Regions from separate parts of the Mus musculus genome. Here regions 2 and 3 are each linked to region 1. The links are chromatin loops, found by intact Hi-C in ENCODE. Cell type or tissue: left cerebral cortex. All regions are shown on one strand.

What was found. A loop is a pair of places that touch in the nucleus more often than their neighbours do. Peaks named below come from ENCODE experiments on the same cell type or tissue, not always from the same donor. Only the 100,000 strongest peaks of a DNase experiment are listed, where the experiment ranks them.
Region 2: it touches region 1 in a loop (5-fold over the local background); 15 of 42 quality-filtered maps call a loop at or near these places.
Region 3: it touches region 1 in a loop (2.6-fold over the local background); 4 of 42 quality-filtered maps call a loop at or near these places.

What each region holds. Positions count from the first base shown.
Region 1 is chr8:8,989,755-8,997,754 of GRCm38, forward strand. No RefSeq gene overlaps it. Among named protein-coding and RNA genes, the nearest start is that of 4933430N04Rik, 140 kb to the right of the region's middle. In left cerebral cortex, a CTCF peak has its summit at 3,227 (motif pointing left); DNase peaks (open chromatin) are centred at 3,120, 3,848, 3,948, 4,452 and 1 more place; H3K4me3 peaks cover 804 bases; H3K27ac peaks cover 2,297 bases.
Region 2 is chr8:9,170,964-9,178,963 of GRCm38, forward strand. Gm39128 (a long non-coding RNA gene) reads left to right here. Exons shown (of 3, transcript XR_870129.3): 2 at 2,553-3,336; 3 at 3,694-3,811. Among named protein-coding and RNA genes, the nearest start is that of Gm39128, 7.4 kb to the left of the region's middle. In left cerebral cortex, a CTCF peak has its summit at 4,103 (motif pointing left); DNase peaks (open chromatin) are centred at 3,497 and 4,092; H3K4me3 peaks cover 255 bases.
Region 3 is chr8:8,226,973-8,234,972 of GRCm38, forward strand. No RefSeq gene overlaps it. Among named protein-coding and RNA genes, the nearest start is that of Gm31401, 150 kb to the left of the region's middle. In left cerebral cortex, no CTCF peak of the experiment used is centred here; DNase peaks (open chromatin) are centred at 4,509, 4,739, 5,239, 5,402 and 3 more places; H3K27ac peaks cover 2,990 bases.

The sequences.
Region 1 (8,000 bases):
CAGGAGACAAGAACACTTGAGGACAGACCCAGGACAGTCCCAGGACAGACCCCAGGACAGATCCCAGGTGCATCTTTGTGGGGAGCGGGTGTGGCGGTAGTCCCAAAGGCGCCAGGGACTGCAGCTAAGTCATATGACTTGCACCTGACTTCCTCATATAAGACACAAACATCTTGAGTGCTGCGCAGGTGTACCAGGACACAGGTGAATCCAATTTGGTGGAGATTTGCCCCTGCTGCCCTGATTAGCTGAAGCCTCGTGACTGGCGAGGGGGCGTGGCCTGCGGTGAGAGAGAGTATAAAAGGAGTGAGAGGCCCAGGGTTCGGGGGAGATATAAACAAGGGAGATATAAAAACAAGGGAGATATAAACAAGGGAAATATAGAGAAAGAAGAAACAGGACTGAATAAACGTGTGCAGAAGGATCCTGTAGCAGCGTCGTTCTTCCTGGCCAGTTGAGCGCGCGCAACACATCTTGGCCATAGAAAAGCCTGATTAGAAAAACCAATCAGATCCAGACATTTCCATAGGGCAGGGTTGCTGAAGTTGGTAAATATGGGCAAAGAGTTACATCTGAGCTTTGGAGAGGCACTAAATAATTTTTTTTTCATGTAAATAAGTCTCACTTAGTGTGTGTGTGTGTGTGTGTGTGTGTATGTGTTAGCCTTCAGATTTAATGGGTCACCTATATTTCACCTGTCAGGAGTAAATGTAACATTTTTTGATTTAGACTTAAACTTGAGTATCTGTAGTTAGGGGTATCTAGTAGGGTCTTTGTGAGATGTTCAAGTTGATCAACATCAGTATGGGTCTTAAAGCACACTAGAACCAAAGAAATAGAATGAATGCCACATGAGAACCAGACCTCTAAAGAAACTCCTCAAAATGCCCAGCGTTGGCCCTGTTAGTTTGCTTATTTAAAAAGCAGTTTTCTGGGTCATTAGAAACATGCGTTTCTAAGAAAAGGGCTTAGATGTGTCTATTTTTAGCCCGTTGCTCAAAGTCATTGGGGTGTACAGAAATGGTTTAGCATTGCTGACACAGGTGAGCCAGCATCATCAGCCCATGTTAGCCAGGCCACATGGAACACACTGCTCAATTCCCAGAGCTGTGGGTTACGAAGAACTTAGTGAGTGAGCTATATGGCCTTGGCAAAGCCAGGGGGTAGGCTATGACACCATAGACACAGAGAGCCACGACTGTTTAGCCTGGAGAAGGTTCAAGACGACTTGGCTTCATTCTTTGCATACTTCTGCAGAGGAATGCTGGTGTATTTTTCTATCCGGTGCCCAGATGTTAAAATCTTGACCAATGAAAATGAAGATGAACAAATTTGGGCTTAGGACAAGGGTGCATGGGCCAGCCATCCTACCATCTGGCGAGAGTCAGCCTCTTTGGGAGACATCTCCAGCTTCAGGCTTGCTTATTTAGGAAATGGAAGATGAGGGCTTGCGCAGGCCTCCTTGGCTGCGCGTCTCTCAGAGTCTGGCCTGAAGGTCAAGTTTTTGAGTCACAGCCAGACACTTCCTACGGCCCCGGCCCATAAACCCCTGTGAGGGTTGAGAACTAGTGTGTGCTCCCTGAGATCAGTGGAAATAATTACAGCCTGGGGACACGAAAAACAGAACAAGCCCACACAGGCATCCTCTGGATTCTGACCAGCAGAGAAAATGTTGACAGTGACTTTCAAAAGCCGACACAGCCACCAGGTGATCATCACCCAAGGTCCTTTGTTCAGGGAAACAGGAAGTCTTCATCTGGGGTGAGACCTTGCTGAAAGATGCCAAGTGTTTTGGAGTAGGGGCCAGAAATCCTGCTTGTTGGACAGTTTGAGTTTGTGTAGCTCTTAGAGACTGCATGACCCTTATTTAGTTTTAATTTCTTCCCTTTAAAAGTAAATAGGCATTACCAGAATGACAACACAACATTTCTTTGAAGAACATGAGTTCTTATTCTGCTTTGATTGGGAATATTTGAAAATGCTGGCTTCGTGTTGTCCCTCAGTTCAAACCAACATACAACCCCAAAGACACATTTAAAGCCAAAAGTGCCATCCTTTTTTTTTTTTAAAAGAAGGACAAGACTTTTAAATCCTTAGAGTTCATGTCGACTTCAGCGGGAGAGGTAGCTACTCAGAAACTCGTTTTTTCCCCCCTCCTTTTCATAATACAATGAATTTTTAAAAAGCAAGCCCACTCATTACTGAAATTACCCCAGTCCTACTCACCGAAGTCAATTTGATTGACTGCAGTTACATAAGGCACAGCTGCCTTTGTTTCACGACACCCTCCCGGTGCTCAAGGTGCTCACGTTAGTCCTTGCCCTTTACCCTTAGATTCGCTCTCCTTGGAAGAGTCCGAACCAAGGAAAAATCCGGAGCAGTAAGAAGTGAGACTCATAAACAAGGACAGAAGCAGAGGCACGAAAAGTCAGGGGTGGGGGTGGGGACAGTGACTTGCAGTTGTGATTTGTGAAGGGGAAGGTCATGGGAGAGCTGAGTATGGAAGACAAGGCAGGCCCTCATAAACGTCCCTTGCCCATTGCAAGAGACAGGGGAATCAAGGGCTGTGCCCTAAGAAAGAATGTTTTCCTAACCCAGCATCTCCGTTAAAGTTCATAGGAGAACCTGAGGTCCAAGGGTGAACCTGAAGCCTTGCTTGCATTTATGTTTCCTTCAGCCCTGGGTGATCAGGCAGAAGGTTTCCACGATGTCAGATGTACAGCGAAAACCCGGACAGAGAAGGCCATAGGGAAAGAATGCTGCTGTGGGAGGGAACAGGGTCAGCTTCCCGCGGGGATGCGGACACAAAGCCCAAGGTGCTATACTCCTGTTGGCTGCTGACTGCAGGCCTGGCTGACATCAGGCCCTGATGATGCCTGTTAACACTGAGCAAAAGCGCCCTGTGCTTTTTCAGAATACAGCCCCAGCCCTTTCTGCTGCTTGGTGGGTTGATGCTAAATTAAACCAAGAGCTAGGAGGGGAAGTCAATTTCTATTTCTGGCTGCTTTAGACAATATGGAGTCCTGGGTGGGAAGGTTCACAACAGAGTGGATTTTCCAGGAAGTGCTGAGGTCTTCCTGCGTTTTGACGCCAGAATGTTGGCAAAAGCTTTCACGGTAGGACTTTTTTTTTTTTTTTTTTTTTTTTGTGCCTACTAAAGCAAGCTTTAGCTTTTAAGTAAGCAGAAATTTCCCTGGGATCTACTGCCCTCTGCTGGCGATGGCAGATACTTCCCTTCTCTTTCATCAGCTGCAAAGGATAGAATGAAAAACGAGTTAATTTAATAAATAACCCTCATGGGCAATGAAGAAGTCACATGTGAATTCCCTTAAATATAAGCTTACTGAGTTTATAATAAATGAATAATAAGTAAATAAATAAAATTAATTAATTAATTAGACTTTTTAGCTCCTCCTTGGCAAACTCCTCAAAACATGTACAACAGCAACCCCAAATTCTCACCACCCCTCTAAAATTTTAGGGATTTATTATATATAATAAACTGATCAAAGGATTCTAGTCAGCTATTTATAAACCTCCCCACAACCTCCTAAAACATAGCAGGGGGGTTATTTTAGATAAACTCTGGCTGTCCTGAATTTATGCTTTAATGAGCTCCCAGGTGGACAGTTTCATAAATCCACCGTCATGTGTCCAGCACCTCCTTGGTTAGTTAATATATACTGAAGACTAAACCATTCAAACTCCCTAAACAATAGATTCCATCAGTGCTCCTCCCTGGGCAGAAACTGCTACAGTCAAACAAAACAGGAGAAACCAGGGATGACCCCAGAGCATCTTCAAAGCCCAGCAAAACTTCCCCGCGGTTTTTGAGTCAAACTTGATAGTCCATGGAATAGCTCACCTGCCGCCAGAGACTTGTTTACTGCACTCTGATATGATCAAACAAATGCTCAGAAACTGGGGTAGATCCACACTTAGAGAAACAAACCTGTAGTGAAACTCAGCTGCAGAACCCGGATGAGAATTAATTGTCTCAAAAACCCTCAGCCCGTGGCTCCACCAGCCCAACAAGGCTGTGTCTTTATTAGTAATCAGAAGGAATTTGGTACATTGAACACTTTATCACAAGCCATGCTCACGGGTGAATTCTAATTAAAGCAGTTTTATGGCTTAAGAGACAGCCCAAACTTAAAAACATTTTTAAGAAAGGGAAGCTGCTACAAAGCCAGAAGACTGTGAGCTGATCTGTTTGTTTAACCCAGGTGGGCTCTAGAGTCAGTTACGTTCTCTTGTTTATAATTATTTGGGGGTTTGGAGGAGCCTCGAGTGGCTTTTTCCTCTCTCCTTTAAATTAAAGAGCAGCGTGCAGGCTGCTCCATTCGGTTCTGCTTGGGTAAGCCTCTACAGTGAATTGGGGTGTCCCATCACTTCCTGGAGGAACAGTTGGCTGCTGAGAGCAGGTTTATTTAAAGCAAGAAATTTCTTTAAATAAGTCTTTGGTCACGCTGTGGAGGGGGTTGCAAATGCAGCCTGACTGAGACTACCCATGCATGGGGGAGCCTGTAAAGGAATCTCTGCTTGTCTAACCATGTAAGTCCTAAGGAAGGCTTTATTTTAAATTCGAGACTTTATGTTCATTTTATTATACACAGTCTTAATTTGCGCCTCAAAAGAGGGGGCTCCAGGGCGGACATAAAATTAACTTCTCTTTCAGTGTGCTAACCTTTTGGTTTTAATTTATTCACTTGTCAATCTTATGAATGCCTGGTGAACTCAGGCTATTGATTTCCGTGGCCAATGCTATTTTTCCTGTTTATTATAATATATTGTCCCATTGTTACCAGCGCTTGCACTCAGCTAGATTTCCCACACAGTGGACAGGAAACCGTTCCATGGCATCAGACTTCCTTAGATTGATTTTCCAGAGGCTGGGAGGGACCTGCCCACTCCTAGCTCTTTGTGCTGGGACAGCCCAAGGGCCCCAGCAGGCCTCCTTGGACACTTCCTCCCAGGCCCCAGAGTGGGGGTGGCCTGTCGCCCCTCCCGAGACAGTCCCCGCAGCCCTGGGAAACGCTCCTTATCAGTGCCAAGGTTATGTCATTTCTTTTTACATACGATGTTTATTGTTTTTAGAGCCAGCACTGTGGGAATGTTCTTTTCAAGCGCGACAATAGGGCAGCCACAGAGGCAAACTGGTGAATCCCCAGCCCGGAGTTGCGGGCCGTCCATGCAGCTGGGTAGGGTGGCTCTGCGCAGGCTCCTGATTAATTGATTCAAAGATTTAGCACCAGTCTTTAACCGGGATCTTGCCTGTGGGTTGCTTAAAACACCAAGAACGCTTTTAAGGTGGTCCAGGAAATGAATCTGTTCCTTGCTCCGCCTCCCTTCCCCCACTCTAACTCCTTCCGCTCTGCCCTCCTCTCCCTCCTCCACATCTTCTCTCCTCAGTTCCCGGCTTTCCCTCTCTTCCTCTCTCCCTCCCTCCTCTCAACACTGCTGTTACTATTTTTTTTTCCTAAATACCCCCAAGCTTTGAAGGCAAGCATCAGCACGCAACCCATGATTTGGGATTTAAGAGACACCTGCCCTACATATAGGCTCCCAGTTTGAAATAATTTGAAACTCAACAAATTGCCTGAGACAACACATGTGGGGTTTTCATATTTTAGAAAAGTAGGTCGCTACAATTATTGACTTGCTCGAGTATGCACTATCAAACTAAAAATCATTATAATTTTTCTTATCATAAATTTGCTTTCTTAGGAATAGTTTACTGTGAAAATTTACCCATACCATGTAGTAGATAATATTATTTTTAAAAACTGGGTGCTATGCTTTGGAAGGAGTTATTAATTTACAGCCTGAAATCACGTATCCCCCACCCCCACCCCCCTAGGAATTCATTATCAATTAGAGAATCTCCTCCAGGAGGCGGGCAGATGAAAGAGTTCCAACCACAGGCTCAGTCCACCGAGGCGCTGGTGTGTGAAAGGCACTTTGGAGTCTCCTGGTTCCTCTGATTGAAGTGCAGGGGTTTGCGGGGATGGGAGGAAGAGAGAGCATTTGTTCTAAGGACTCCATCAAGGAGAACCCAGCTTGGGCATCTGAGAATACATCCTGAGGCCAGGGACGTAGCTTCTGCTGAAGGTTGCAGTTGCCCAGCAAGAATCCTTGCTATTGACAGAGACCCAGGGAGATTCAGGTTCAGATCAGTTGAAAATATAGATCCCACTTGTTTACCTCCGCAGGGGTGGCACTCACGGGGGTGGGGGGGCACTCACAACTTTTGCTGAGTTTCTGTGAACCATCTTGGAGGTTTAAACTGTCTAGAACCGGTGGGATCTCAGACAGGCTTTCAGATCTGTATACATTAGAGAACCTTGAGTTGCTCTTTGACTCGCTTGGAAACGGGTGGTATTTGAGACCCACTTTTGTCTTGGGAAGAAGCCACCAAATAGATGGTTTCCCTCTTAGGGGAGCAGGCATTTCCTTCTTAGTGAATACATACGGTGGATTCAGTTTGACTTGACCAGGTTCTAGGGGATGTGCAGGTAAGTTCTGCTTCACAGCAAAATGGAAATATTCATAGACAAGACACTAATTCTGTCTCCCAGAAGGGGCTGCGAGCTACCTCAGAGTTGCTTTGAATCATAGCAGAAGCAGGCAGACCATGGAGAAGGCCAGAGAACAGGTCATTTGTCTCTAAGGGGCATTTCCTGGTGTTGTCTGTATCCTTCTTTTCTTTTTAAAGACATGGTTGTAAAGATTTACCTTTGTTTACCCTTGCATTCCTCTGTCTGTGTGTGTGTGTGTGAAAATGTACCCCATGTATGTGCAGGTGCCTACTGAGGTCAGAGAAGGTATTAGATCTCCTTGGAGGTGCAGTTAGTTGGATTCTGATAATGGATGCTGGGAACACAATACTGATTCTCTTAATGAGAAGCTGAAAAACCAGCCTGCCTCTCTCTTAGGCTTAGAAGCCATCCTACAGTAACAACAAGCTAAGCTTATCCCTGTTTGTGCTTGTTATGCTATACCTCTGTTTCTCAAGGATTGGGCTATGCCACACCTATGACCTTACCTACAATGTTCTGTATTGCCTGTCCCAGGAATGGAAATCGAAATCATGGGATTTTTTTGTTTGTTTTGTTTTGTTTTCTTTGTTTCAAAAAGCTGTTTATAACCATCTTCCAACCCTACCTTGTTTTCAAAAGGTTGTGTGACAACCTGTGACTATCTTGTTATGACTCGGTGTTGTTATGACTGCCTTGTTATGCCCACCTTGCAACCGTGTCTGTTTCCGGAGGGAGTAACTTGTTATATGTATGTTCCGCTGCTGTAACCCCATCTGTTTTGCCCACCAAATCACATTTGGAGGCCCCCTCCCCCTGAGCTATAAAAAACCCTTGTCTTTCTCACATCCAATGCTGACCCCTCAAACCCTGTCTTACGGGCAGGCAGCCCATGTTCATGATAAAAAAAAATTTACCTTAATTAATTTGGCCATGATGACTTGGGTCAGTGGTCCCTCTCCTCCAAGCTTTGGGATTAACACAGAAAGTGCTCTTAACTGCTGAGCCACCTCTGCAGCTTCCTTGCTATTCCCTTACCCAGTGGTTTTACAGTTATATAAGCCCTAAGTATCAGCTAGGCTGGCATACATCTATAATCACAGGACTTGGGAGGGGGAGGCAAGGCCATCCTTGGCTACATAGTCAGTTTGAGGACAGCCTGAGCTACCTGAGACGCTCAAAAAGGGGGACCAATATTAACAGATACACAGATTAAATGAACAGGACCCAGAGATTTTTTTTTGTTTACAGTTTTCATAGACGAGCCCCCAAGAGATCCCCAGCCGAAGCTACAAAGGGTGTCACACTTGATCCATTCTGCTCTTCATGGATGATTTATAGGACTTATACAATGGAGGGAGGAAGTCTTCAAACAAGGGAATTCACCTACTGCTCTGGGGACTTTTTCCAAGCTCCTCTCCATACCATGTTTTGCTAAAGAATAGAGGAAGCCCACATCCCAGA
Region 2 (8,000 bases), 180 kb after region 1:
GTCATGTTGTAAAAGTCAAATTCTATTTAAGAATTAGTGATCCTGAGTTCTTGATGTGAAAGTTGGAGAACAATGTGACAAATCCCAAATACCTAGTAAGCAAAATTTAAAAAGCAATGTCTAATAATGTCTTTAGAAAACTAATTTCGATCTATCATTTAGAACTAAAGTGTAAATCCTGACAGCATTTGAGTGAGAAAGATCAGGGAGAAAGCATGTAGTGTAATTGTCAGCGGGCAAATGTGATTTAGTATCCGTAATTATTAATATGTCAAAGTGGGCTTGAGTTTTCTTGAGCCTAGTTAATGAGAAAACCTTCATACACTTGATCTTAGCCAAAAGGCTGAGAAGTGATGAGAAACGATGAGAAAACCTTTCTTTTAGGCTTTTTGTTTGTTTGTTTGTTTGTTTGTTTGTTTAATTAAGCATTAGTCAGGTATTTTTCTGAAGAATATCTTGTTAGAAATCATAAACTGGGCCTTTGTCACCACAGAAGATTCTATAAGACTGCACACACACACACACACACACACACACACACACACAAACACATACCTGCACATTCTTATACATACTCACATACCCTCACACCCACACAAATATACACAGAAACACAAACACCTCTGCCTATACATACACACATACAAACACAAATACACCTGCACACACTCACACACACTTATACACATGTATCCACACATATACTTGCAGTCAAACATCATGCAAATATATACTCACACGTGCACACAAATGCACACACAGCCTAGAGATAAAACAATTGACTGTCTAGTGAAGTATTTGGATGAGCGTAAAGTTAAAGAGAAAACAGGCACATTAATTGAAGAACTACATCATTATTTACAGAACACTGACATTTCTTGACTCTGCTTCCATAGAATGATCACAGCCATCACCATCAGCCCAGGGACCTCCAGTGTCATTGTCCTTAAACAAGCAGGAATGCTAAAGACAAACAGTGAAAACCAGGAAATGTCACCGCCCAGTCACTTTATTCTACCACCATAAAGAAACTGGCCAGACCTGAAATGTCTAGTTAGGCCAGGATACCGCACTTGACCTGCCAGCTCTGACCCCTTAGGAGTAAACAAAGAACAGTTAGAGCTATTTCAGTGCAGCTGTGGCCTGAAGCAGCTACAGGAGCAATCACAAGCTCACAGGGACAGCAGGGTCAACCACAGCCTGCACGGCAGCCCCTCAAAACATCCATAGTGCCTCACTTGGTCCGTTCCGTTCAACTCTTTGAATTTCAACTTGATCTGATTTCCAAAGTTCTTACACAGCTCATGTGCACAGTTATGTCCTGACCTGGTTTGGCTCATATGCCATGATGTCAAGCCCAGAGAACAGTCACCCAGCTTGTGTGACATGCCCCAGTGCCCACCTCACCGTCGCTTCTCACTCAGCACAGCAGCTAAGGTCTCTGGTTTGAAAGCCAACAAGGTGTCTTTATGCTAAGTAACATGACCGGATGCTGTAGGTTGAACATCAATACTTGTTGGTTTTTCCAGACTAATTCCTACCTGCCACCTCTTAAACTTTCCTTTTGTGTGAGTGGCTTTTATATATTTTTAAGCAGCCTGAACAGGACCAAGCTTAAGTTGACATAGAGTGAAGAGCACGGTTGGGGGCTCGAGAGAATCTTGCTCTGAGATGGAGTTGTTATAGTTTAGAGAGTTCTGCTACTTTGCCTGCAACCTTAGGAAACCCACTCTGTCTCCTCATTTGACACAGATTCCACAGGGTGCGGTTATCAGTGAGCCCCAAAGGCATCAGAAGGGTTATTTTATCTAAAATTATTCTTTCCTACACTGTTGGAGTTACTATGGTAATTATGGCGAAAATTATCATAGTATTATTTAGTATACTGCATATATATGTATATAACTTTTATTATATCCAATGGACTTTTTCACATGTCAACTTGGTCTTAAATCTCACAAAGCCCCATCTGATCAGTATGGTCATTATCTCCACTGATAAATGAAGCCATGCTTGTCACACACCATGTGAGTATCCTGCTTCTTGGCCCTGCATGGTGAGTCGCTAATCTTATGCAATTTTGATGCCGCCATGCAATCATCTCCTTGGTGCAGCTAATGCTCAGCACTGCGTTAAGTCCAAAGTCACAGATGAGACTAGAGACACAAAGGCCATGGCCAGAAACTGCCTGATGCTATCCCTAGTTGTATCAAAAGGTGAGACAGGATGTTTGCCATGAGCAGGGTGCTCTGATGGTCTTATATATGCTACAATCTCTAGGAGTTGAATAGCATTTGGTTGCACTTCCCCCTAAGGCACTTGTTATTTCTCAGTGGTGTTCTATAGAACTGCACAGACAGAGAGGGAAGAGATAAATATCCCGTGCTGAACCTCAATGAATCAATCAAAATACTGACATGGATCAAAGTCAGTTCTTTCTATGTCTCCTTCAACTGTGCTAATGAATGAAGCAAATCAAACAGTTTTATTTACTAACGACTAAAAGTTCAGGCCAGTAAGCACATTAATATCTGTTCTTTATTTCTCTACAGTTCAACCAATTGCTATAGAATGCAGTGGGACCACCTTCCAGGTTAGATGTATTGCTTGGGGCTACCAATATTCACAACACATCGATCCTCAGTCCCTTAGACAGATGATGTGTGACCTGCAACAATTCACCGAGAGCCTGTCCTAGATGCTGGTCTGAGCCGAGTAAAATGGAGCTGATGAGAGGTCTCCAGAGCTGAACGCTGGAAGATGCATAGGCCCTGGCCGGGAAGAGGAACAGCTTGTCAAGCCCTGTGTGGAATAGGAGTGGTGGGATGAGGACTGTGTCAACCCTACTCTGATGTATGAAATGAGACAACAGACCTATGTAGGAAAGTGGCAGGATTTGTGGTGATAGACAGGGACTTTGCTGTTCAGTATCCACTGTTAGAAGGCAGCCACACTTTCGAGAGAATCTGAATTCAGCAGACTGTTCAGAGAGTAAAGTCATTCCTTCAGACATGCACAGCTCTATGTCACCACACTGTAATTCGGGACAGTATGAAGTCCTTGGAGGTTAATGGGCACAGTGCCCGTTGTGTAGATGTACCACATTTTCTTTATCCACTCTTCAGTTGAGAGATGTCAAGTCGTTTCCAGGAGATGCCCTTAGGTGAAAGGGGTGACACTGGAGACTGTGATCAACAGGCGGAGGCTGAGCAAATATCTTCAAATGGATGGCATGTTTGGAGAACTCTGCTTTATTGCCAGTGCTAGCCCTACTTGAATCGGATTCAGCAGGACCAGCTGCAGAAGCTGGGTAGGAGCTACAGAAGCAGGTATCAGGTAAATACAGATTGGGGACTGCAGTCAACACCACTGCACGTGGGTGGAAGTCTCTATGAAAACTTCCCCTGAGATTGAGACAAAGCTCAGCTTAGCAGTCCAGGACAGACAAACAGCTGCTAAAGTTCAACGAGGAAATCTCCCAAGTCATTTGCTAGGTCGGGATGTGATAACACGTACTCCCAGGGTACCGTCCCCACAGCGTCCCCATCCTGGGTGTTCCATTTAGCTGTGCTGAATCTGTAACTCCTATTCAGGAGATCATAGAGTGCCCAGGCCAATATTTCTCATTTGTGTACCTATTGAACTTACCCCTCCCTGAAAGAAAACCCTAAATTTACCTCTTATTTTAAGCAGCTTTCATCGTCGCGCTAGGCAACCTAGAAGGTCCCAAGCCCACGGGACCTGGATTGCGAGTGCTCTACATCATGGAGACCGCACATAAACATCGCCGAGTTAAAACGCAATGTATCACATGGAACTTGGAAAGCTACCTTGTCTTTTTTTATATATTGTGTGTGCTAACTCATTCAGTCTATAAAGATGAAATCTAAAAACCCAAAGAAACAAGCATCTCTGAGCATATAAGACTCATTTTACATGTAATTAGAGCTAACAATTTCTTTCATTTATAAAACATACTCTGATGACCTTTGAGGTTGGTGGCGGGATAGGACATTAGCTTATAATTACGGTTTGATTTGCAAGGAAATGTTGAAATAACTTCCTGTGGAACTCAAGAGCAGATTTGAAGCGGTGAAGCACCACTGCCCCCTGCTGTTGCACATTGTCATAATCGTCAAGAGATTTAAGAGAAAATCACTTTGCAAGCTAGAAGTGAACACTTTCCGTTCAGGATTGTGAAAATCTAATTTTTTAAAATCTCTTCACATACTTAAAATTTTTAATTATGTTTTAATAGTTTAAAATGCAGATATAAATCGCCAATTCAGAAACTCTTGAGACAGTCGTGATGGCTGCTAACATCTTGCACTCACAGAACATTTTAAAAGAACAATTAGTGTGACCTGTCATTCACTCAAATTATCCCCAGGAAGAGGGGAGTCATCACCCTTCATCTGCTCAGCTTCTTAGGTCTGCTGCTGTCACCCCTAAATGCTTTCTCAGTACAAGACATAGACATTTAATTTGCATGCTTTTACAGGCCAGTGGGTGTTTCTTTATTCCACAGCACCAGCAAGACAGTTCCTAAATTGCACAAACAAACGATGGGCCGTTTTGGAGTGAAACTGGTCTCCATACAGACAGAGCAAAATAATGAGACATTTGCCAGGTCTCCACCATCACATCCTATTACAACGGAAAACTGCAGTCAAAACCTGAGAATGGGCCCCCATTTCTACTTAATTATGATTTATGACCCAACCAAGTATCGATGCCTGCTCCAAACACTAGCTTATTTCTTATTCTTTTGTATCTAGAAAGGCAATTGCATCTGTTCTCGGCTTAAGGGTTAGAGCAGAAAGATTGCCTTCAACCTGGTTTGTGTCTGTCACTGCACAAGAAAACACCCAGATGGGGACTATTTGCTTTAGATATCCAGACTGTATTTGTGAGAGTTTTGTTTACGTTTATCTTTTTTCTTCTGTGTTCTGGCAGCCACATTTTCAGGGTCTGCAACCATTCCTGCAGAGGGACGTCCATTTCACTAATAAGATCCACTCGGATGCTGCAGTAAACTCATGTCAAAGCTTTGTAGCTTTGTCCTATTAACTGCTCACGAAAAACCTGATTGCCTTTCACATGCCTTTTATAAAGCAAAAGAATGTTGTCCTGTTGCAGAGCGGTCTGTTTTGGTACTAATGGCCAGAGTGTAGGGGGAACTCACCTGCCACACTGTTGCCGCTTCGTATCCTCTGTCACCTTTGCAGAATGGCCTTCCCCGCAGCAGAGTGTCCGTTAAATCAGTCAGGAACCCTACAGTAGAGCTGATGCTGCAGAGGAATAAAAGAGCTGAGATCTGGGTCTCAAACTCCCTGTTCTAGTTTGCTTTCTGTTGCCGAAAAGGCGCCATGACCAAAAGTAACCTGAGGAGGAGGAAACGGTTTATTCCATTGTATAGTTTTTATTCAGTCAGTAATCAGGGGACACCAAGGCAAGGACCTGGAATCAGGAGCTGAGGCAAAGACCATGGAGGAACTGTGTTTACAAGCTTGTGTTCCCTGACTTTCTCAGCCGCACCTCCTTAGGAACGGCACACCCACAGTTGTCTAGGTTCTCCTATATCAATTAGAAATTAAGAAAATGCCTCCCAGACTTGGCCACAGATCTGGGCACTTCTTCAGGTGAGATTCCATCTTTTTCTGTGACCCTAGGTTGTGGTTGACAGCTGAAGCTATGACACCTCCCATAAAAAGAGAAAAATTAATTTAAGCTTGAGATAAGCCCTGGTGAAGAAATGAAGGGAGTTCTTGCTAGAGGGAATGACAGACATTTCAGCTTGAGGCTGTGGCTGTGCCAATGAACCCTTCACATCTCAGATGTGCTGATTGGCAGACACACTTGTACTATGTATTCCACAAAGAAAACATGTGGCCAATTAAACCATGACCCCATGATTTCCTTCAATTAGAATCTTTATACTCATCAGAAGCGATTATTCTAGATATATTTAGATGCAGCTTTTAAAATCAGGTGTCACCTTTAGGTGAATGTGCAGAAGAAAATGTAAGCCAAATAAATTAACTAAAGTAATTACAAAACTTTCTTTTTCCTGTTTAGAGTTCAGTGGGGAGTGTGGAACAAGAGGAAGCTAAAAGACCCGGCCGAGAGCATAAAGAAAAGGCCTGGCTTATAGGAGAAATAGAACAATGATTTCGGCAGCGTGCAGCCAAGAGCCGCATTGTAAAGAATCTTGGCAATGTGGATGGGAATAACTCAGAAGAGAATGAAGAGGCAGGCCTGATCCCTGGGCAGCTGGCATGCTGTATTCGTTTATTCTCACCTTTAGTTCATTAGAAGCAACACTGGGAAGAAGAAATGTAGGAGAGAAAGGTTTAGTTTTATCTTACGGTTTTCATTCCTGGTGTCAGAAGTGTTCCTCCCAGGAGGCAAGAGCATTGTGATAGACACCTTACTTACAGATTCAAAAGGAGCAGGAGAACTCGAGAACAGTGTAGCACTCAGTGGCCTGACCACAGAACTAACCCGTGAGAGCTAGAGTGCACCCCAAAAAGGTTCCAAGCCTTCGAAATAGTGCCACAAGCCAGAGATTCAGTGTTCTAAACATGAGCCTGTATGGCTAGTCCGATGGCAATCATCACACTCTGCCCCCGGCCCTCAAAGGCCATCACACAATACACAGTGAATTTGGTTGAATTTCGAAAGTCCCTGAAGCTTTAATAGTTTCAAAACTTGAAAAAAAAGTGTGTGTGTGTGTGTTTACTGTGACGCAAGACACCCTCTAAGCTGTGAGTGTGCATAAAGATGAAAAGAGAGTTATATTCAGTGTGCACACTAAACATGTCCATCCCTATATGGAGAAACAGAGTCACAACAAGAGAGACTGAACCAAACTAAGATTAAAACCCAGCCGGGCAAACAAATTCTTGCAGCTTACCTCACATGGTGAAAGTCCAACAGACTTAGTTCACACTACAACCCTGAAATATGCGGCCCTCACGGCATCACCTTGACCTAGGTGCAGTAGGGTGCCTATAGGCTGCTTCAGCAGACATCACAAATTCCTAAGATCTTCACCTACAGACTGGTGTCTTGGAAAGTGGAAAGTTTTCTTCCTAATTCTGGAAGCTGGAAATCCAAGATAAAGACGTTGTTAGTCTCTGAGGCCTTCCCCTCTGGTGTGAGGGTTAGCTTTCCTTTCACTGAGGTTTTGTGGGTTTCTCTTTGTATCTCCTGATCAGGAGAGCAGCTGCATTGAAATAAACCCAGTCTGTATGACTTCACAGCTCCGTCTTTAAGATACAGTGTTAAATATCTTCACGTTCTGAGATAACAGGAGTTTGGATGTAGGTGCCATCCCATGTAGCCCCATGTTAACTGGCTTTCACTCTTGCCACATAAATCTTTTCACAAAGTTGCTCAAACCCTATCACCTCTGGAGCTGTAGTTGGAAGGAATTCTAGTGGCATCAGTGTGAACTTTCCAGCCACACCTGATGCTTAACTTTTCAGACGTGAGAAACCATGGTGCCTGCAAGACCCCAGCATTTGGAGCTCCATAGCCTCTGCTCCTTGGAGAGATGACTCGGGTGTAATCAAAGCAGCTCTATCACTTGTGAATAGGAACGTTGTAAGAGTTTATTCTCTTGTGCTCTGATGATGTGTGAGCGTGCAGACACAGTTTCTCACCATCTCTGGCTTTGGAGAACAGTCCCTGGATGTTAGCAGTCCACAGGCTTCGCCACATCACTTACGATGGCTTCCCAGGAATCGGCATCCACTCCCAAGTGGCTCAGCAGTCTATAAACTGTCTCCCTTTTAATCTCTCTCAACTGTTCATCTTCTGAGCTCATTTCTTTGTAACTTGATCTGATTATCTCAAAATTTCCTTGGTGATAGCAATAGTTTGGCATAAATGTCATGTTTCTATTCAGCAAGGTCAGTGTTTAGAATCTTAAAACTACCTAGCTATCTTCAAACCTCCATAACTCTTTTGGACTCACCCGGATCTGTCCTTAGCTC
Region 3 (8,000 bases), 760 kb before region 1:
GGCAAAACACTCATACATACAAATTAAGGTAAATACATCTTTTTAAATTGTCTGTTATAGATTCTAGAAAAAAATTATACATCTTCTGGTCACTCTTTTCAAATAGTTCTTAGGAATCTATCCAAATGTATCTGTTAATGTTGTTTAAATTAGATTTCAGCGTTTAAAACATTGCGAGGAGAATAATCACACCATAGAAAGGAGAGCCAGCACACATTCAACGCATAATATATTATGAAATATTTCCATTTGTAATAAGGAAACAACAAACCTGATGTAGCCAAATTAGTTAACAATGAATATAATGAGCCAGACCCTTCACTGTTTCTAAGGGCGTATTAATCCAGGTGGAACAAACAAGGCGAGATGATATAAACACTGTCTCCACTCTGCTTTACCCTCTTCACAAAAAGCCCCCAAGTCTGACCTTCAAATTCTGTCTGCATGACAGCAACATGATCTGTTGAAAAATGTCAAGCAACATTTCATTTCTGCTTAACCCAGAGCAAAACAATAGTTTATGTATCTGGTTGGTTGTTCATTTACTCACTAAAGGGATGGGCACTGGCGCTGTCCCAAACAAGAGGGGCTGATGTGGGAGAGCGAGGTTCCTGCTCACCGTTGAGCCTGTGCTTAGAAACAGGACAAACTAAGACAAGGCCAATGCCTTGCACTAAAATGTAGAAATATGCTCCATGCCAGACCCATGAGGTCTGACCCTTGACTCTGCTCTGTCATTCCCCAAACCTGTCCCTTCCTAAGAACATGCAAGTCCTCGTTCATTATTTTCCACTCCACTCTTTGAGGCAGGTGATCCTTTTTTTTCATTTATGTAGTGCTTGGATGAGCCATAATCTTAATGAAGTGGGTATTTGAAGGAAATCAGAAGAGTACAGAAGCTGATGGAGTGGATTTTAAGAGTAGCAGGTCATAACTCCAGCCAACTACACAGTAGGTTACAAACCGTTATAAGATTTACCAAAGGCGGAAAAGGGATAGGACTCACAACATCCCTCATGGCAGTATTTCCAATATTGATCTCACATTGTCTATAAACCTAGTCCCAAATTGTATTTCATAGTTCACTAGAACCATTCTCTGTTATTAACCACAATACTTAAGAATGCAAACACCTCCTGATATTTGGGATGTCATAAGTGAAAGTTATATTGGTCTAGCTCCTCGACCAGTATTAGAAGTCACCCAAGTAGAACTGTTCATATAAAGATTAAATCTTAAAAGTAACAGCAAAAATAACCTTGTCCTGACAGACTATAACTGGGTTTTGAAAGTACCAGTCATATGTAGCAAGACAATGTGGATGATCACCAAGGTAGTTAGCAGGTATGGTTGTGGGATATGTGTGTTTGTGGAGGTTAGTGCAGGCAAGGTTTGTTGTGTAATTAACACAGTGTTTGGTGAGTGGTCCCAGAATTGGCCAGTGTAATAGCTTGAATAGGCTTGGCCCAGGTAGTGGTACTATTAGGTGTGGCCTTGTTGAAGGAAGTGTGCCATTTGGGCATAGGCTTTAAGATCCTTACCCTAGCTTGCTGAAAGCCAGTCTTCTCCTGTTTGCCTTTGAAACAAGATGTAGAACTCTCAGCTCTTCCTTCACCATGCCTGCCTGGATACTACCATGTTCCTACCTTGATGATAATGGACTGAACCTCTGAACCTGTAAGCCAGCCCCAATTACATGTTGTCCTTATAAGATTTATCTTGGTCATGGTGTCTGTTCACAGCAGTAAAACCCTAATTAAGAGAGCCAGCTATATGTCTTGTGCGCGCCCTGACTCGACAGCAAGAACGACGCTGCAACAGGATCCTTCTGTACACGTTTATTGGGAGAGCTTGATTGCAGAGGCGAAGAGACCCCCAAGCCCAGAACTGGTGCTGCTTATATAGGCCTAGGAGAGGCGTGTCTCACACCTGGATTGGTTATGCATGGGTTATGCTTACCACCTCATTTGCATGCCTACATCTAATTGGTTAACTTGTCTCTCATCTGATTGGTTAATTTTGGTTAATTCTCAAAACCTCATCTTGGCAAAAAAACTTTGCTGCCTATGTATGTGTGGTGGCCAGCGGAAGCCAGCGCCACCCTGCAACAGCACATGTGGCTTCCCATATATATGGTGCTTGCATATAGAGCTTGAGGAGCATTCAGAGCAGGAAGCTGGTTCATACTCTTCTTCCCCGTGTGTCATTGGATGGCATGGACCCTGAAGCAGCGCAAGCTTGCCTACTAAGTATGATTTGCTATCCAACTATACTGTTTCTTCATTGAATATTATCACTGATATATAATAAAGGTTTTCTACTACGTTTCTGACACAAACTCCCACATGTGTTACCATTAAAGACATCTTTATGAAATTCCCTTAGTCAGAGAAATGACTAAATCAGCAAAGGCAGTTGCCACGAGACTGACTTCCTAAGTTAAATCTCTGGGACCCATAGAATGGAAGGAGAGAACAAACTCCCAAAAGTTTTGCTCTAATCTCCACATGAGCACCATGTCAGGTGCACTTCACATGCACACACAAACACACACGTACACAGGTGCGTGCACACACATACATGCACATGTATATACATACAACAAATAAATTAAAATGTACTTAAATTTTAAATGCTCTGTATCACATATAAACAGCACACCATAAAAGAAGGGTTTTCACTGATATTTCATATACTAGTCACTCCTTCTTTCCATATCCTGGGGTTTGGGAAAGTTATACAAGCAAGAGAAACAAAAAGAAAAACTAACACATTTAGAGTTAGGTAGCCTGACAGGATTCTCTCTGATAACTATGACCATTTTCCTAACAAAGTACAGTTGATTCTTTTTTTTTTTTTTTTTTGGCCTGGCACAGGGGGCCAGGGAACTGTCCCAGATTTGTAATGACAGCCTGAACAACACTAGCATAACAAAGACACAGAGCATCACTCTCTCTAGACTTATGCCATTTTGCTAATTTTTTTAATGTATGTTCTTCTTTTGTTCCATTTTACAAAGAACATAAAACTTTGAAAAACACTCACTTGTCACACACTGCCACGAGGCAAGGATTTTCCTGTCTGTGGAAAGAACAGACACACAGCTGACAATAGCACAAGCTAACTGGGAAGGGGTGTGAGGGACCACTGACATGAACAACTCTCAGAAAGGAAGTGTCTTAGGGTTTCTATTCCTGCACAAACAGCATGACCAAGAAACAAGTTGGGGAGGAAAGGGTTTATTCGGCTTACACTTCCATGCTGCTGTTCATCACCAAGGAAGTCAGCACTGGAACTCAAGCAGGTTAGGAAGCAGGAGCTGATGCAGAGGCCATGGAGGGATGTTCTTTACTGGCTTGCCTCTCCTGGCTTGCTCAGCCTGCTCTCTTATAGAACCCAAGACTACCAGCCCAGAGATGGTCCCACCCACAAGGGGCCTTTCCCCCTTGATCACTAATTGAGAAAATGCCTTAGAGTTGGATCTCATAGAGGCATTTCCTCAACTGAAGCTCCTTTCTCTGTGATAACCCCAGCTGTGTCAAGTTGACACAAAACTAGCCAGTACAGGAAGGGTAGCCATCCTCTACCATACTGCATGGAGACCTTCCATGTGAAAGGAAATGGAAAGACCTGGTGAGTCTGGAATGAGATGACTGGTCCACCTTACAATGACAGAGCTAAAGCAAGAGGTCCAGGAAATCAGTAGAGACTTGGGATCTAGAGATCTTGACTTAAAACTACAAGTCTGAATTGATCAACTGGACAATGATGGGCCTCATGTAGGAGATGGATAGAAACAGCACAGGTCTAGTTTCTGGGATGAAGCAAGGATGGCTTTCTCAGCAGGGGCTACACGGAAGGGAGGACAAGTCTAGGAACTGGAGGTTTTGTCCCTTCCTCCTGTCTCATGTTCTTGGTTCCAACACCACTGGTATCCATGTAGGCTTTTGGAGAGCATCGTATTAATCCTTGTCATAAACACAAGTTAAAACATGTTCCTCTCTTCCCTGTGGCGGTTACATGGTACTTTAACTCTTCCTTGCATATTTTTCATTTTTCATTTTCTCAGGGGTTCCCTATGACCCCTGCTACATTCCCTTGTTCATGTCTTCTTAGAACCACAGGCCCTTTCTGGAAGCAGCCTCAGCATTTCACACTTGGAGTTAGAATAAGATTTACAAGAATAGGACTGTGTGTGCTTTCAGTTTTACGCTTTGTACACAACACATAACTATAGAAGTATTCAATACGCTTTTGAGTAAACAGTGAGTGGATGAGTGGAAGGGGGTGAACATCAAGGAAAACTCATCTCTTATTAATGTGAGTTTGGCTTTGCCACTTAGGAAAACTTTCCCCCTGCTCAGCTTCCTCTACCAGTAATAGACCAAGGAGCAGTGGCCCTTTCCTGCCCTAGAGGAAGCTTGGCTGAGGGACAAAAGACGCGGGGAGCTGTCACTGGTTGCTGTCTTTGCTACCCAGAATGAATTGTGCCAGCATCAGGATGCCAGCTCTGATTAAATTCTTTTGATTCTGGGCTTCCCTCTGACAGAGATGAGGAAAGGGTGTTGGTTCATCCCACCACTGCAGAAAGGGAAAATAAACACAGTTTTCATTTATTAGAGACCAGTATAAGAAGCAGCCCTTCAGAACTCTCTGACATGGCCTCATTACAACATAACAACGTGTTGAGAAAGAGCCCATCACTCTTTCCTACTTCATTTGGCTCCCACCATGACCACACAGCTTTTCAAAAACCCCAGCGCTGTGTTTTCCAAAATCCACTTGGAACTCCATCACAGCCTCCCCTTCCCTCTCAGCAGCTCCAACCCTCAGCTTGAGAATTAAGGCATGAAACACATGGAAATACAATGTTCCAATCCATCTAATTAATGCATTAAGTCCCTCATTTACATAGTACAAATTTCCCTTTATGCTTTCAGTTGCTTGGCAATCGCTTGCCTCAAGAAAATATATTAGCAGCTAAAACGCTGCTTAACAATAAGAGAAATAACAAAGACATCAGCCATCTTTCAGGAAAGCATATTTCAGAAAGGAAAGGAAAGATCCATCATGGGAAGGGGCTTCAAATCTTTAAGGAGCTCAGGAACCAGTTTTAGAAATTGATGTGAGAAAGTGAGTAACGTGGCGTTCCTTATTCTGGCAGGCAGGAGGGACGTCGTTTAAGGTCTGTGGAGCAGATGCTGCCCTCAGATCTGCATAGCCGTTCCTCAAATATGCCTGCCCGATGAAGGCCATGCGGAGGGAAGCCAGGAGGTCAGTCAGCGTGCTTCCAGCATTAGTCCTAGGAAGGGTCTCACTGTCCCTCAAACCTGAGTACTCCAAAACCAAGGTAGACGGTGAACCAAATCGGTAACCAGAAAAAGTGCTATCAAGCCATACTGCATCACTGTAAATAGACAGATGGAGGGACAACTTTGATCCTAAATTAATCCCAGCTTGTGCCAGTGCACCACACACTCCTCCATTGCTGGGGAAGCCCCAGCTAAGTGGAGGCAAAACTACAGCCGTTAATATCTCTCCATGGGACTCTGCTTCCTCGGGATGAATCGAAAGGATGTACCAGAAGTACCCAGTCCAGGCAGAAGGGCAGTGTGAAGTTTCTGATTTGGAAATATAAGAAAACTTGTGAGGACCAAGCAGCAATTCCATCCTAACTCCTGAGAAGGCAAGTGAGTTCCTGCCAGGCTCAGAAAAATATATATATAGAAAGGGCATTTCAATTCCAGGCTGTAAAATGTTTCCTGAACACCTTGGAGTGCCACCTCAGCGGATCACTCACCCTCGTTCATGGCATCCCAGATCAAAATACATTTCAACAGTCTCTCTGCCAAACGATAATGTTCTCTGCACTGTCTAACAGTTGTGTGTAACACATCAAAATATCAAGAAAGGGCTTTAGATATAAAGTCCCTTTTCCAAGAGGAAGACAGGGGTATATGACCAAAATGCCTTACATATGCTCGCACGATTATCAATAAACAGATGATTTTCAGAAATTCATTTTGCTATTTATTAAATACTGAGAAACCTGAATGTTAACCACCACTTTTTTTTTTGAGATGAATTCACAATATTGAAACCATGACTTGATGAAGATCTCATGACATGACGGGCCGAGCATGATGGCTCAGCCTACAACCTCCACATTCACCAGAATGAAGCAGGAGAAGTCAGGACAGAATAAAATCAACCCAAGCTACAGAGTGGGGGTACAGGCTATAGGCTAGACACACACACACACACACACACACACACACAACACAACACCAAAACAAGAAATTCATAAAGTCAAAGTATATCCATATTCTCTCAATTCCAAACCGAAGCTCCAGAGGAGGAATACATTAGCACATCATATCAAATCATACTAAATGTAAACCACTTATCCTTGTGGGAGGAGATCAGATGCACAGTGTATAAAAGCCGTGCACAGCGGCCTGCTTTCCGACTGCATCTCTGTATTGGAATGGACATTTTCTCAGAATGTTACTCTTTAGCAATTGCTATATTTACAACTCCTGATAAAAATTAAAAACAAACAAGTGAATCTGAGACAGGAAAGTAAAAGAAGCTATGATGTCTCAATTGGTATATATATATATAATGCCAGGCCAAAATAAACAATTGTAACAAACTGGAAGAAATATCCATAGCCAGTTCCTGATTTGTTACCCCAGTTAGAAGATATCTCCTTCGAAGCCAATGTTCTGAGGCACTTTATAAATAGCCCTTTTTCTTCATGGGCTGGGTAGCATCTGCTGTCTAAGATGGCCTGGTTTTTTGGGACTGCTGTGAGGGACAGCTTCCAACTTCTAAACCCAGGCAGCAAGCTGTGTGAGGACATGTTTCCCAGGGAGGTTGACAGGTTGTGGTGGAAAGTTCCCAGGCGCTAATTTCAGAGTCATCTCCACTCTTTTTCTGAATCTTCATATCTGTGCAGGTGCCAAGCACTCTCTGGGGAGAATGTGAGCTACTTTTCTCTTTCATGTGACCAAATATCTGACAAGGAACGATATAAAATCAGGTTCATTTTGTCCCATGGTTTGAAGACACGGTACATCTTGGAAGGGAAGGTTAGGTAGGTGGAGGCAGCTGGCCTGCAGCTGTGGCACTGAAGCTGCCACATCTGGGTGGATGAGGCAACCGGGGTAGGACAGGAAGTGGGGCTAGACTATAAAATCTTAAAATTTACCCACTCTGACCTACTTGCGCCAGCTGGACCACAACCCCTAACAGTAACACAACCTCCCAAAACAGTGCCACCAACTAAGGACAAAACATTCAGACACATGACCTGTGACAGCCATGCCACACTGAAACTGGCGGGATGTCTGTATTGCTGGCTTTTTTCTATAATAACCATAGGTGCCAGGGTGTCTTTAAATTTCTTCTACAGCACTGAAAGTGGTCCCCTAAGGAGCATCCATTTTAACTTACCATCTCTTCTACATTGCTGATACACATAGCTCTGACTTTGCCAGGCCTTGGTTAAAATTTAACAGACTGGACAGGGAAGGTGTCACCGCCCCATTGCTGGAACCTATGCTATAGCCTGAGCCCTCCTGGCCCTCCTATTCATCCAAAGGCAAGCCTCATGCTTGCCAGTCTAAACTCCTAGTGTGGGGAAGGCAACACTCTTCCTTCTTCATTACTGCTCTATTGCAGGCCCCAAATAGCTTCACATGCCCAGACCCATCTTCTCTTTGAAGGCCAAGAACAACGCTCCTGCCTCCACCTAACTACAGTAGTCTGTCCATTTATCCAGATTGCTGTCCATTCTGTGGTCTTATAAAGCTTCACATAGTGCCTGTTAATATGGCACCGTAGGTCCAAGGCCACAACCTCATGAGAAGATGACTCAGCAATACAAAGCACTGGCTGCGCTTCCCAAGAACCCAGGTTCTATTCCCAGCATCCCCATGACTGCTCACAGCATCTCTACCTCCAGTGTCAGGATCCAGTTCCCTCTTCTGGCCTCC